Linked DNA regions of Homo sapiens: regions 2 and 3 are each linked to region 1. A link is a contact called in ENCODE Hi-C or POLR2A ChIA-PET data. All regions are on one chromosome and are shown on one strand. Each heading gives the region's core, a stretch centred on a gene start or an enhancer-like site at or near the end of the contact. The rest is flanking DNA. Distances are from core to core; before and after follow the strand shown. Region 1 holds the start of MFSD2A (MFSD2 lysolipid transporter A, lysophospholipid). Region 2 overlaps MACF1 (microtubule actin crosslinking factor 1). Region 3 holds the start of EXO5-DT (EXO5 divergent transcript).

Evidence for each region. Hi-C counts contacts between places; a loop is a spot of excess contacts on that map. ChIA-PET counts read pairs that join two places held with the same protein, here RNA polymerase II (POLR2A). Pooled maps may share reads with other maps.
Region 2: a loop to region 1 is called in a pooled map, with 2.3 times the contacts of the local background. The contact joins the enhancer-like site here to the promoter of MFSD2A in region 1. A Hi-C loop is called at or near these places in 2 of 50 pooled maps. POLR2A ChIA-PET finds 5 or more read pairs at or near these places in 2 of 52 experiments (PC-9 and activated CD4-positive, alpha-beta T cell).
Region 3: a loop to region 1 is called in a pooled map, with 4 times the contacts of the local background. The contact joins the promoter of EXO5-DT here to the promoter of MFSD2A in region 1. A Hi-C loop is called at or near these places in 2 of 50 pooled maps. POLR2A ChIA-PET finds 5 or more read pairs at or near these places in 2 of 52 experiments (B cell and activated B cell).

Annotation. Positions count from the first base shown.
Region 1 is chr1:39,953,269-39,957,564 of GRCh38, reverse strand. It overlaps MFSD2A (MFSD2 lysolipid transporter A, lysophospholipid), which reads right to left and starts at 2,420. Exons shown (of 14, transcript NM_032793.5): 1 at 2,180-2,420; 2 at 344-478. The coding sequence starts at 2,272. RefSeq lists a silencer at 2,469-2,598.
Region 2 is chr1:39,213,369-39,217,664 of GRCh38, reverse strand. The region is part of intron 1 of MACF1 (microtubule actin crosslinking factor 1); the gene reads right to left. Among named protein-coding and RNA genes, the nearest start is that of MACF1, 11 kb to the right of the region's middle. RefSeq lists a silencer at 35-84 and enhancers at 2,658-2,767, 3,146-3,864. Within about 2 kb of position 2,469, at least 23 of the 41 ENCODE cell types and tissues checked have a DNase peak (open chromatin) inside an H3K27ac peak, as active enhancers do; they include PC-9, where a contact is called at or near this core.
Region 3 is chr1:40,506,363-40,510,658 of GRCh38, reverse strand. EXO5-DT (EXO5 divergent transcript) reads left to right here and starts at 1,964. Exons shown (of 2, transcript NR_187365.1): 1 at 1,964-2,070. EXO5 (exonuclease 5) reads right to left here and starts at 1,892. Exons shown (of 4, transcript NM_001346953.2): 1 at 1,751-1,892; 2 at 1,034-1,208; 3 at 869-926. RefSeq lists enhancers at 1,486-1,575, 1,606-1,855.

The sequences.
Region 1 (4,296 bases), core at 1,171-3,670:
TCTCCCAGCCAGGAACACAGTGTGCCAGTCTCTTCTAAGAACAGCATCCCCAGCAGGCCCCATTCTCCCTCATTCTACCGCCTACCCCTTCAGGCTCTGTTGCTCATGCCAGGCAAGGAGGAGTTGCCAGACCTTTCCAGCAAAGACTCCTGGAGTGGAGACACTCCTTTACTGGATACTTTCCAGGGTCTTCTCATTTCTTGCTCACTGACTCAGAGGCAGCAAAGTAGTGATTTGGGGTCCCATTTCACAGATGGGGAAAACTGAGCGAACTGACCCAGGGGTGCATAGTCTTTCCCACCTCAGGATGCTGAAGGAGCCCTCGAAGGCTTAGACCACTCACCTGAGCCACATCCAATAGGTAGATCTGAAGGAAGAAACCCAGGGCACAGCCCGTCACCTGGTAGGGGGCTCCCCCAAGTGCATAGCAAAGCTTGTTGCAAACAGACAACTGTTGTTTCTTCTTTTTCGGTTCTTTCTGGGAAGAGGAGGAAAAGATGAAAGGCCCAAGGTTCTGGCCTCCATCCAAGAAGGTTCCACAGGAAGGACCATCCCTCTGGCCAGCTCTACCAGAACAAACAACTCTGCTTTGACCTGTTCCTATCCAGGAGATCCCACCTTTTTTTTTTTTTTTTTTTTTTTTTTTTTTGAGACAGAGTCTTGCTCTGTTGCCCAGGCTGGAGTGCAGTGGTGCCATCTCGGCTCACTGCAAGCTCCGCCTCCTGGGTTCACGCCATTCTCCTGCCTCAGCCTCCCAAGTAGCTGGGACTACAGGCACCCACTACCACACCCAGCTAATTTTTTGTATTTTAAGTAGAGACGGGGTTTCACCATGTTAGCCAGCATGGTCTCGATCTCCGAGATCCCACTTTATACAAAAGAAAGGTGTTCTCCATTCTTAGGAACATGGAAAAGGGGAATCCATACTTGTGTGAAAGTAGCCCCTAAGCCACCTCCCTCCTGGAGATTCTAAGGAAACTTATCAGCCCACCATCCCTAAAGAACTCCTCCCAAGGCCTCAGGCACTGCTCCTTTCCAGGTTTCAGGGGGAGCATGCTCCAGCAGCCGACCTGTCCCCACCCGGCACCAGCTGCCACAACCTGAAAATCCGCTTGCTGCCAAGAGCTGCCTGAGCCCAGCCCAGGCTCCCACCCTGCCTCAGAGACAGGATCCACCTGCCTACTCCTGGTGAGAGCTCTAGAGAGCTACGGGGGCCCGGCCCAGCTGGCTGCAGGCGCAGCTGTTCCACCTATCCCAGAGCATCCCTGACCACTATAGGCAGCCAGAGCTTCAGGCGGACCCAGGAACTGTCCTACTCTCCAGCTTCCCGACCCATCGCCCTCCACCCCTGAGCTCCTAGAGGACCTTGGAGACGGGAGGAAAGGCCTCCAGGTTCAGGCCTGATCCCTCTCCGGGTGGGGCACTAGGGAGGTTGGGTTGCCCAGGGAAAGTAGATATTACTCATACATAGTAACAGCATAATTGCTCACCCAGCTCCTTCCAAAGATCAGTTAATAAAATTAAAAGGAAAAGGCAGTCACCTCCCACGAAGGTATCTATTGCCTGAGATCCTTTCCTAGGGGGCCGCCTCATTTTATTTGGTCCTTCAATAAGTCCCCAGGGCTGGGGATGTGGTCGATGGTCTCGATGCGCAAAGCACCGTTCCCGCGCGAACATCCACATTCAGACAAATGCCTGAGGGACGCGGCTCCTTTAAGAGCAGAGCTCTTGTTCTTATGAATGAACTTGAGCGGCCCTAACAGCAGAGTTGAGGCGCAAGAGTAGGTGGGTGGAGTGGGAGGTAGGGGATGAGAGATGGGGAACCAAGGGGAGTTTCCCAGATTTCTGGGGTCATCTCTGGGGTTTGGGGCGGCAAGCCCCAGCCGCTCAACACGGAAGAATGGAAACCGGCTAGGCAGAGCGGGGAATCACATGGGGCTGCCGGCAGAGCCTCTCCGCAGAGCGTGGAGTGCGGGTGAGCAAAGGGGGGCGAGGGCGCCCACAGCTTTTCTCCGTCACCCCCTGTCCCAGGGCACCCCCAGGTCCTCTCTGGCTCGTAGGCTTCCTGTCCCTGGCTATCCCAATGGTCCCCTGACCAGGCCGACCCCGGGACGCCCCTGATCCCCCATTTCCGCCTCCTCCCTCCCCTCGCCCTCCACGCGGGGTGCCGGGCCCTCACCTTCACCTGGGCCGGGCGTTCAGTGCTTTGGAGGATGCTGGTGGGTAGCAGCCCCGCCGCGGAGCCGCTCTCGGCGCCTTCTCCTTTGGCCATGACCCGCGGGCCACGCCGCTTGGGACCTGGTAGACGGGATGCTCCTCTGCCCCGCAGGCCGCTGCTCCTCCCAAGCTCGCTTCGTAGCAGCCTTAGCCACGGCCGCCGCGCGCTAGCCAAGCCGGCTGGCAGACGAGGAACGCACTCTGCTGCACGCCCCCTCCGCGCCTCTTATAGTTCTGCCCAGCCCTCTCGGTTGCGGCCAATCCCCGAGCCCCGCTGCCCCGCCTCCAGCCAATCCCGTCGCCCGCCTCCCTGCCCCCGCCTCGCCCGGCGGCTCTGTGCCACCGAGCCACGTTCTCCAAGCCCCGGAACCGGCATCTGCCTGCGCTGGCTCCTAGCAATCCGAGAAGCAGGCCGCGAGACCTCCCAGACACGCGCGAGGAAACCGAGGCCCCAGGCTGAAAGTGATCTGCCCGGGGTCCCCGATCTGCCCGAGGTCCCCGAGGTCCCCAAGGTCCGACTCTCCCCGAGTCGGGCCTACCACCCATGACTTCTGAGCCCCAGGCCTAGGAAAGGTAGGGGCTCTGAAGCCCACTTTAAAATCTGGAGTCAGGGCCTCTCTCCTTCTTCAAGCCTAGAGGACGTACGCTGACACTTTCCCTCCTGATGCCTCTCTCTCATCCCCGAAGACACACCATTCCCCCGTCCTGCCCTTGGCATCCGGGCAATGGGGAGAAAGATGAGGCAATCCAGTGGCTGCCCCTGCCAGAAGGGAGCTCCCAAGTCGTGGAGAGAAGCCGGGGCTACGCCCGCTAGTACACTATGACAACAGTGGCCTTTTTATGGATAGCTTCCTCCATGCTTAATATGATCTCTTTCGGCCCTCAAAAACCACCAAGTGAGGGTGGTACTATTATTATCCCCATTTTACAGCACAGGAAGGGGAAACTTGGAGAAGTGAAGCAACTGTTATGTAGCAGAGCCAGGCCTGAAAGGTTTTGTCCGATACCAAAGCAGTTGCTCTCAACAGCCCTGCTCTATCCCTCTTAGCATAAATTACAGACGGCAGAATGGGGTGTATGTGTCTCCCAACAAGAAGCCCTGGGAGATACATGGCTCCAGAGGCACTGAGGGTTGAAACAGGGAAAGTTTTGAAAAAGAGAATGCCCAGAAATGTGGTCCTCAAAAGAAGATGGGAGGGCATTAGTTTGGAACAGAAGGCAGGCACGGATGCCAGAAAAGAACAGTCTTTAGTTCCACCTCTGAGTCCCTTATGTCAATGTCACCCCGGTCTTTCCAGTTCTCTGATTAGTGAAGGGGCTGCTGGAACTCTCAAAGGCTACCCACCCGGTTCCTGTGCTCCTTAATGTCAGCCTCCTTCTTCCTTTCTTTAAATCTCTGATTGCAGGGAGGAGAGATAAGGTCTATCTGCCCCAGGATGGTCACACCATGCTCCCTCATACGCCAGCAGATCCCATCTGGGCACACAGCTCTTGGCCATTGCTGAGCAGAAGAGAGCCAAAGTGAGGCACTGAATACTGTGGAAAGGGAATGGCTGGCCCCATTACTCCAAGCTGTGTGACACTGTTCTGTCTCTTTTCCCCTCTCCAGGCTTGGTTAGCTAAGCTCCCTTGCAGCCCCCAAATCTTCTCTCCCACAGTCACACCATACCACAAGTGATCTGTATCCCCCGGTTGACAATGAGCTCCTCAGGTAGGAACCGCATCTTTTTCACTTCTGTGTCCCCACCAACTAGCTTAGGGCCTGAATTATTGTGTTCAGTGAATGAATGTTCAGTCTTCCCCTGCTAAGGTACAAGCACACAGAAACCCATTAGGAAAAGCCCTAAGTGTCTCCATTTACTAGCTGTGCGGCTGACTCTGAACAACTCAGTTAACCTCCCTGTGTAAAATGGTGATATTAATAGTAGCTACTGGCCAGGCACCCTGGCTCACGCCTGTAATCCCAGCACTTTGGGAGGCTGAGGTGGGTGGATCACGAAGTCAGGAGTTCCGGACCAGCCTGGCCAATATGGTGAAACCCTGTCTCAACTAAAAATACAAAAATAAGCCGGGTGTGGT
Region 2 (4,296 bases), core at 1,220-3,719, 740 kb after region 1:
TCAACTGATCCGCCCTCCTTGGCCTCCCAAAGTGCTGCGATTATAGGCATGAGCCACCACACCCGGCTGATTTAGAGTCTGTTTTAATCCCTTTTTTAAGCAATGAGGTTTGAATAGTAATTTTATTTATTTTTATTTTTTTGAGAGGGATCACTTGAGGTCAGGAACTCAAGACCAGCCAAGGCAACATGGCGAAACCCCATCTCTACCAAAAATACAAAAATTAGCCAGGTGTGGTGATGCGTGCCTGTAATTCCAGCTACTTGGAAGGCTGAGGCAGGAGAATCGTTTGAGCCCCTGAGGTGGAGGCTGCAGTGAGCCAAGATCATACCACTGCACTCCAGCCTGAGCAACAGAGTAAGACTCCGTCTCTAAAATAAAATAAAATAAAATAAAATAAAATAAAATAAAATAAAATAAAATAGACCCTAAATCATGAAGTGATTGTGAGGAGTATATGATATGAAAGCACTTAGCCTAGTCTCTCACACATAATAAGTTAATAAATGCTAGCTGGTAGTTACAGTAGTAATATAATGTGAAAAGTATATAACATGAAAATCCACTGCTAATCTTCATTCATTCTCCCTATACAAGTGATTTTATTTTACGGTGATATGAAAAAAAGAAAAATAAAAAATGAGGTAACCGAGCTAGAGAAAGGTTAAGCAATGTCCCCAGTTGGTTTTGTTGTTAAGTGGTGGAGTAGGAACCCCGTGTAGACAGTTGATGCCAAGCCCATTTTCTTAGCTATTAGTCTACAGTGCCTTTAGGGGATTATGTGGGATTGGGGGAGATGGGGCTACATTACGTTTTTGCCCTGAAACTTTCAATAAAGATTTTAGACTTTCCTATACTTCTTTGTTGGTTACAGGAAAGGCCCTTTTGCTATACGTTTATCTCCAAGCACTTTTAGATATAGGCAATTCTTTCTTCTAGGTTCCAGGGAAGAAATCTCAATGATACAGGAAAGATAAAAAAAAAAAGTAGACCACTAAAATTGCCCCCTCTGTGCCCCAAGCATTATTGCTATGGCAGCTTTTTTTCCTCAAAAAGCACCTAAATACTTGCAAGCACTAGCCTAGGAGTCAGGAGACTGATCAGAACCCTAGTTCTGTTGCTCTCCTTCTCTGAGATTTTTCTAAGGTCTCCTCTTCATCAAACAACTAGTTACTTCAATTTTAATGAAAATCTGCCTATTTGGGTCACAATTTTGCTCCTTGTTAGAGACTCAAAGTATAAAATCAAAAGATAGTAGATTACCAAACCAGTGGTTCCCAAACTAAGATTTCATAGACAAATACATGTTCCACAATAAATCAGAAAGCCTAACAGAAGTTGTCACTTTTCATTTTGCTAAGTAGGGATATCTTAAAAACACACTACCATATAATAACAATTCTTTCATAAAATAAAGGATATTTTAACATTAGAAAGTAGGAGAGACAATTTCAGAATAAAAGACAATTCTTTAAGTTTAGCTTTATGAAAGACACACTACATTTTCTTTATCTTTTTTCATTTTACAGAGAATTGATGTCTCTCAGTCTAGCACCAGTCTGTATACCCTACAATTTTGAAACCAAGGAAACCTACGGCCAAAAAGGTTAAGTCACTTGTTCAAGGCCACAGGACATTACTTAAATAATCATTATTTAATGATGCCTTATCAAGAGAGATCTAAGTCACAGCTAACATGACTCTTCCCCTAGCCTCTCTTATTTAGGTCCCTGACCCCAGATCATCTTTGAGTCTTTTTCTCTCTCTGTCACAGCTGGCAGAGTAAAGTGTAAAAGAACTAGCAATAAGCCCCAAAGAGGAAACATAGGCCATGACTCCTCCCTCCCACCCCCCATCCTCCCGCCAGTCTGCTCAGAGGTGGACTCCGTAACCAACCAACTTCTGCTAAAAATACACTCTGGACTTTCAGCACTATGCAACATACCTTAAAAGTGGTTTCCTGATACAGGCAGAAGCATGAGCATGAATTCAGTCTCTATAAAAAAAGTTCTACACCCAAAGCTTGGGCTCTTAACTGCCAGTTACTGCAAGCTTAAGAAGTTCCCCAGGAAGTAGGGCACCCCAATCTATTCCACTGCACATTTTAACAAGCCTAAAGGTTGTAACACCACAAGGCTTCGAAGTCCATGCATTCCTATGAGTCAATGAGAGCAAGGGCTATTTGGGATCCTCAGGCCCGGACAAGCAAAAAAAAAAAAAACTTCACATACTAACCCATACAGCACATGCGACAAACCAGGTGGGCGTTGAACTCGTGTTCATCTTGGTAACTCGGCCACATGGCGCCCCTGTGTCTGCTGACCCCACCTAAAAGGAGGGGGTACCAAAGAACCTCCAGCTACTGGCCTGTGCACCCTTCGCAGCTCCTCAAAAAGGGCTGTGAGGTGTAGAGAGGAGACAGCAGAACAGAGAAGTGGCTCCACCCACCACTTCCTACTGACCTCCTTCTTCCCTTGAGGTCAGAGAGGAAGCTCCTCCCTAGGGCACTTCCAAAAACTGGGTCCATGTCTCAGGCATATAGCATGCTGCATGCTGTTCAAAAGTAGCACCAACTCTGTGTTTCCAGACCAATAGAGCGTACAGAGGGGAGAGCTCCATATGCAAAAGTCCAGTCAAGGTATGAAGTGAGTAAACCTGAGTAGGAAGAAACTGGTCTTTGAGTTACCCTCCATTTGCAGAGCAGAAGCTTGTAATGTGGTGAATCTTAGTTGCAGGAGAGCTGGTGAGCTAAGTGGTTTACTGCCAAGTCAGGAACAGTGCATCCATTGCCCAACAACTTGCTCCTCAGGTGTGCCTCTTCTCAGGCAGAAGTACATATAGTGTTAACCAAATGAGAAGGTCTCATGATGGGAGAGACTATAATGGAGCAAGCTCATACACTCACCGTCCACTGTGAACAGATCCCTAGATTCCAAAGAAAGTTTCCCTTCCCCGCACTTACAGCTGCCAAAAGGGAAGAGTCAGTAACTCCCCAGTGATTCCACCTACTTTACAGAGTAGCCCCACCTCAGCCAGCCTCGCCTCAGCCAGCCTCCCAGGTAGATTATCACAGCAAATTTTATCAGCTTCAAAAATACCGTTTGCTTGTTGCTCCATTCTTTCCCCTCACAGCCAGGAATGGCATTCCAAAGTCCCCTTCTTCTTCCCAGATCCTCCTACTCTGTCTTTACAGTCAGTGCACTTAACTCAGCTGTGCCAGAAATCCTTTCATCCATCAGTAGAAGGCTGCCTGCTTGTTTGTCCAACTTGTTTTCCGAGTCTTGGCTAATTGTACCAGACACTGGAATGTTGAAGAAACACAATGAAGGGCTTTTTCATTCAGCTGGCCCAGCCCTTCTATTGGTTCTTCACAGTTCTAACCCAACCAGGGGACAGAAAAGTCCAGCCTCTGTGGGTGTCAGGACAGACACTGCAGCCCTGCCCCACACCACTCAAAAAGGCCCCGCTGCAGATAAGGGCCTAATCACTGGCCCTCTGCTCTAGCTCCCTAAATAGAACGACTTCTTCAGGCTAATGCTGCTTTCAATCCTGTTCCTGAAGGCAGGGAGGGAGGAGGGGCAGCACCTAGGAAAGCAAGTTTCCAGAGATTAGCCCAAACGACTACAAATGAAAAAAAGTAAATGCAAGCTTTCCTAGCAGACCATTCAGTTTAAACAAGCCCTATGACCTGCCTCAGTTGCTTGACAACTTCACTCCCAAGTGGGTATCCCTCCCACCTACAAACTGCTAATAATCCTGTTACTGCTTACTAATAAAGGTTCTCACAGCTGACTTTATCCCGCCTAGACTAAGCTCTCAGTCACCCTGATAACCTGTGACAACTGTACTCAGTTTGTCCCTCTTATAAGACTCTTTTTAGCCTTGGAGATGAAGGGTCCTCCTAGAATTTGCCTCGTACTGGGAAAAGGAATGCATAAGAAATAGGGAAGAGAGAAAAAAAGGAATGAACATTTCCTGACTCATATCTAGTAACCTCTTCCTTTATCAGATTTAAATTCCCTGAGTGAGACTGAGTGCAGTGGCTCACGCCTGTAATCCTAGCACTTTAGGAGGCCAAGGCGGGTAAACTGCCTGAGCTCAGGAGTTCGAGACCACCCTGGGGCCAACACGGTAAAACCCCGACTCTAACTAAAATACAAAAAAAATTAGCTGGGCGTGGTGGCACATGCCTGTAATCCCAGCTACTTGAGAGGCTGAGGCAGGAGAACTGCTTGAACCCGGGAGGTAGAAGTTGCAGTGAGCCGAGATTGTGCCACTGCACTCCAGCCTGGGCCA
Region 3 (4,296 bases), core at 715-3,214, 550 kb before region 1:
GAACAGCATAGAGTTAGACTATTTCCTGTGTACACATTAACTCCCCAAAGAGAGAGGAAGCTCCTGAAATGTATGGAGTTCCTACTTGTTTTACATACAACATTGAGAACAGGTAGTTCTAAACAGGGAAGTGAAATGTCTTTTGGAGAAGATACAAAGCAGGGCATTCTCTGTGAAAGTATTCATCTATAAGAATAAAACAGTACACTAGGGATGGATGACTGATGCTCAGATGTGTCTGGGACTTTCCTACGCAGAAAAGAATCCAGAAGAGAGCATAATGCAGTGCATTGTGTCCCAAATTGTAGTTTGTATGTCTGACACGAGACGATTTTACATAGCACATGGACCAACATTTTTAGATACACCTTAGAATAACTATACTGTTATTGGAGCAGCCATCAAATGGCTAATTTCACAGATATTGTTTCTTAGGACAAGTTTGATTTTTATAAAAAAAAAAAGTAAGTAAAAACATAGAATAATACAGGTAGTACACAGGTATGGCAAAATTGTTAGGTAGTAAGTGAATGGGATGCTGGGAAACAGCATAATGCCAAGAGTCTGGGAGTCCTACAGATATGGATTCTAAACCTAATCCTGAGTAGTTCGGTAGCATTTAGTAGTATGCTACTTGCCTTTTGAGTAAGCTTGGACAAGGTTCTAGTTTTCCTGAAGTTACTGACACATTTTTAAAATACCTACTAACCCTACTGAGATATCCGACCATTGAGTGATAACATATAGTACGCATATTAGCACTCGATGAAGATAGATCTCCTTCTTTTTCCCCAAGGAAGAGATGAGAGAGTGTATCGATTCCCCCTGACAAAGGAGATGAAACTTTAGAAGAGAAACTCCTATTCACCTGTGACTTCGTTGATCTTCCTCCTCATAGGGAAGGCCAGAATGCTGAAATGACAAGGCTAGGGAAGAGAAAGAAGTTCTGAAAGACCAGGTCTGCATTAAAGAACCTAAATTAGCAACTTAGGTCCTTGCTATGGTAGAACCGGAACTTCTGGTCCTTTCTTACCTGACCATTCCCTCACGTTGGGTGTTTTCTCCTCTCACATTGACACTGCACAGACTGTTACCCACCCCAGATCCTAGGTTACATAACGCTCGCCTCTCTCCTGGGGCAAACTCTCTCCATGATTTCTTCGTTCCCCCGTACTCTAGATGCAATGACTTGATCCAATCCCTGCTCCCTGAAAGTAAAAGGGTCAGACATAACCAAGATCCCCAAGGAGCTCCGAGATCAGTTCCCTCTTCCAGCTCCATTCTCAACCCAGCAGCTCAAGCAAGAGACCTTATGACAGCGGCTCTTTCTCTCAGATGGGTTACTGCCTTCTGCAGAATTGCCGATGGCAACATCCTGACTTGTTCAGTGCGGCCCGGACTTGTGGGCTCCGCGGGCGTTTGCCTTCAGGGAAGATCTTTCCTCTGGCCCTAAAGCACTGTCTCCCAGGGAGTGCCATGCATGCCCTAAAGTGTACTGAGCACTTCCTACAGTTCTGGCAGAGCCAGGAATAAGAACAGGGAGCCGTCCACCTCGGGAAGGAGTCCCGGCCAACAGCACTGTGTTCCGAGGGCGAAGGTCCAGAACGGGAACCCGGCCTGTGAGGGGAGACGAGACGAGCCGCTTCCCGGGAGCCGCGCCCACCAAGGGAGGGAGACGCGGCGATCGCAGGGACAGAACCCTAAGCTCCGAAACGCAGCCTCCCAGCCCATTCTCCGGCCTTCCCCTAACCTCTGATACTCCTCCGAACCTCGGACTCCACCTGGTTTCGCCGCGGCCTCGGAGCTGCTCCCGGACGCTCCCGGCGAGGAGACTGAGGAAGCCGGGCAGAGCGCGCTGCCGGAGCGGACTACACAGTCGGCCCGCCACTCGCAAAAAAGCCGCCCAGAGCCCAGTCCCAGAGTGCCCCGCGGCTGCCCACGGACCGCCTTCCCAGAGGCCCTCGCGGCGCCGCCTACCTCGCGAGGCTGCGGCTGGGGCAGAAATCCGTCTCTGTGAGCGGAGGAGGGTGTGCTTATGCGAGAGCAGGTTTTGGGAGCTCACTAAAGCAGGTCAGTCCCTCTGTTTGCGCCGTTGTCTGTGGGTCGTTTAATTCCGGGCGCAGCTGATCTGTAACTTCCCTCACTGGCGAGGTCTCCCAGTTACCACCGGGACAATCCGAGCAAGGTCTGGGCCCCTCGCTGCCCCCGGTGAAGTGCCGCGTCTCCGCTTGGCCATCCGTGGATTCAGCATCCCCACCTTAGCACCTCCCGCCGGCTTTTCCATTGAGAGCAAAACCACGAACTCACTTTTGAGAGATGCTGGCGCTCCCCTCATCAATATTTCTTTTTTTTTTTCTGTTTGCTTACTTTTAACTAACCTTTTATTGATAAATATAACACAATTTTATTCTGAAATATAAACCAAAGATAAGTATAATTATGAACAGCCAAGTCATTAGAGCGAAAAAAGAATAGTGTCAGGTTCTTCACAGATACACTTCCTGAGAAAACCACTAGCCCGACTTTTATAACACTTTGCTTTTCTTATTTATATTTATTTATTTATTTATTTTACCAAAAGCAGATACTTGACTCTTTGCTTTTCTTTACGGTTTATCACGCATACTTGAAAACTGGATTTATGACAAAGGTGGCATCATACAGCCATGGAGAAAAGATGGTCTATTCAGTGAAGGTTCTATGACAATATGAAGGCCGGGCACGGTGGCTCACGCCTGTAATCCCAGCACTTTGGGAGGCTGAGGTGGGCGGATCACGAGGTTAAGAGATCGAGACCATCCTGGCCAACATGGTGAAACCCTGTCTCTACTAAAAAGTACAAAAATTAGCTGGGTGTGGTGGCACACACCTGTAGTCCCAGCTATTCAGGAGGCTGAAGCAGGAGAATCGCTTGAACCGGGAGGCGGAGGTTGCAGTGAGCGGAGATCACACCACTGCACTTCAGCCTGGGCAACAGAGGGAGACTCCGTCTCAAAAAAAAAAACAAAACAGAAAACAGGACCTCTATCTCTCATTTCATCACAAAAATCAATTGTAGCTGGATTAAGACCTAAATGTGAAATCCTAAACTATAAAGTCTTCAGAATATAATATAGGAAAATATCTTTGGACTTCAGAATAGGTAAATATTTTAAAACAAAAATAGAAAAACATTAAATTGGCCAGGCATGGTGGCTCATGCCTGTAATACCAACACTTTGGGAGGCCCAGGTAGGCGGATCACTTGAGGTCAGGAGTTGAGACCAGCCTGGCCAACATAGTGAAACCCCGTTTCTAGTAAAAATACAAAAAATTAGCCAAGTGTGGTGGCAGGTGCCTGTAATCTCAGCTACTTGGGAGGCTGAGGCAGGAGAATCACTTGAACCTGGGAGGCGGAGTTTGCAGTGAGCCGACAACAGGCCACTGCACTCCAGCCTGGGTGATAAAGTGAGACTCTGTCTCAAAAAAAAAAAGGAAAAAAAGAAAGAGAAAAAAGGAAAGAAAAAGAAAGAAAGAGAAAGAAAGAAAAGAAAAGAAAGAAAGAGAAACATTAAATTAAGACAACTACAGGCTGAGTGCAGTGGCTCACACACCTGTAATCCTAGAACTCTGGGAGGCCGAAGTGGGTGGATCCCTTGAGCTCAGTTCAGAAACCAGCTGGGGTAACATGGTGAAAACACGTCTCTACAAAAAATACAAAAATTAGCTGGGGGTGGTGATACGTGCCTGTAGTCCCAGCTACTCTGGTGCGTCAGTTGGGAAAATTTTGAAGTGACTTGTGTTTTAGATAATATTATCAATCAATTATAGGTCTCCTGAGTGTCATAATGATTTTGTGGTTATGTAGGAAAATGTTCTTTTTCTTAGAAATATGTAAGTTGAGGCCAGGTACGGTGGCTCTCGCCTGTAATCCTAGCACTTTGGGAGGCCGAGGCGGGCGGATCACCTGAAGTCAGGAGTTCAAGACCAGCCTGGCCAACATGGTGAAACCCTGTCTCTACTAAAATACAAAAATTAGCCGGGCATGATGGCAGGTGCCTGTAATCCTAGCTACTCGGGAGGCTGAGATGGGAGAATCGCTTGAAACCGGGAGATGGTGGTTGCAGTGAGCCGAGATCATGCCACTGCACTCCAGCCTGGGTGGCTGACTGAGACTCTTGTCTCAAAAAAAAAAAAAAAAAAAAATGGAATTTAAGTGTATTAAATAGTCTGTTCTCATGCTGCTAATAAAGACATACCTGAGATTGGGTAATTTATAAAGGAAAGAGATTTAATTGACTCACGGCTCCACATGGC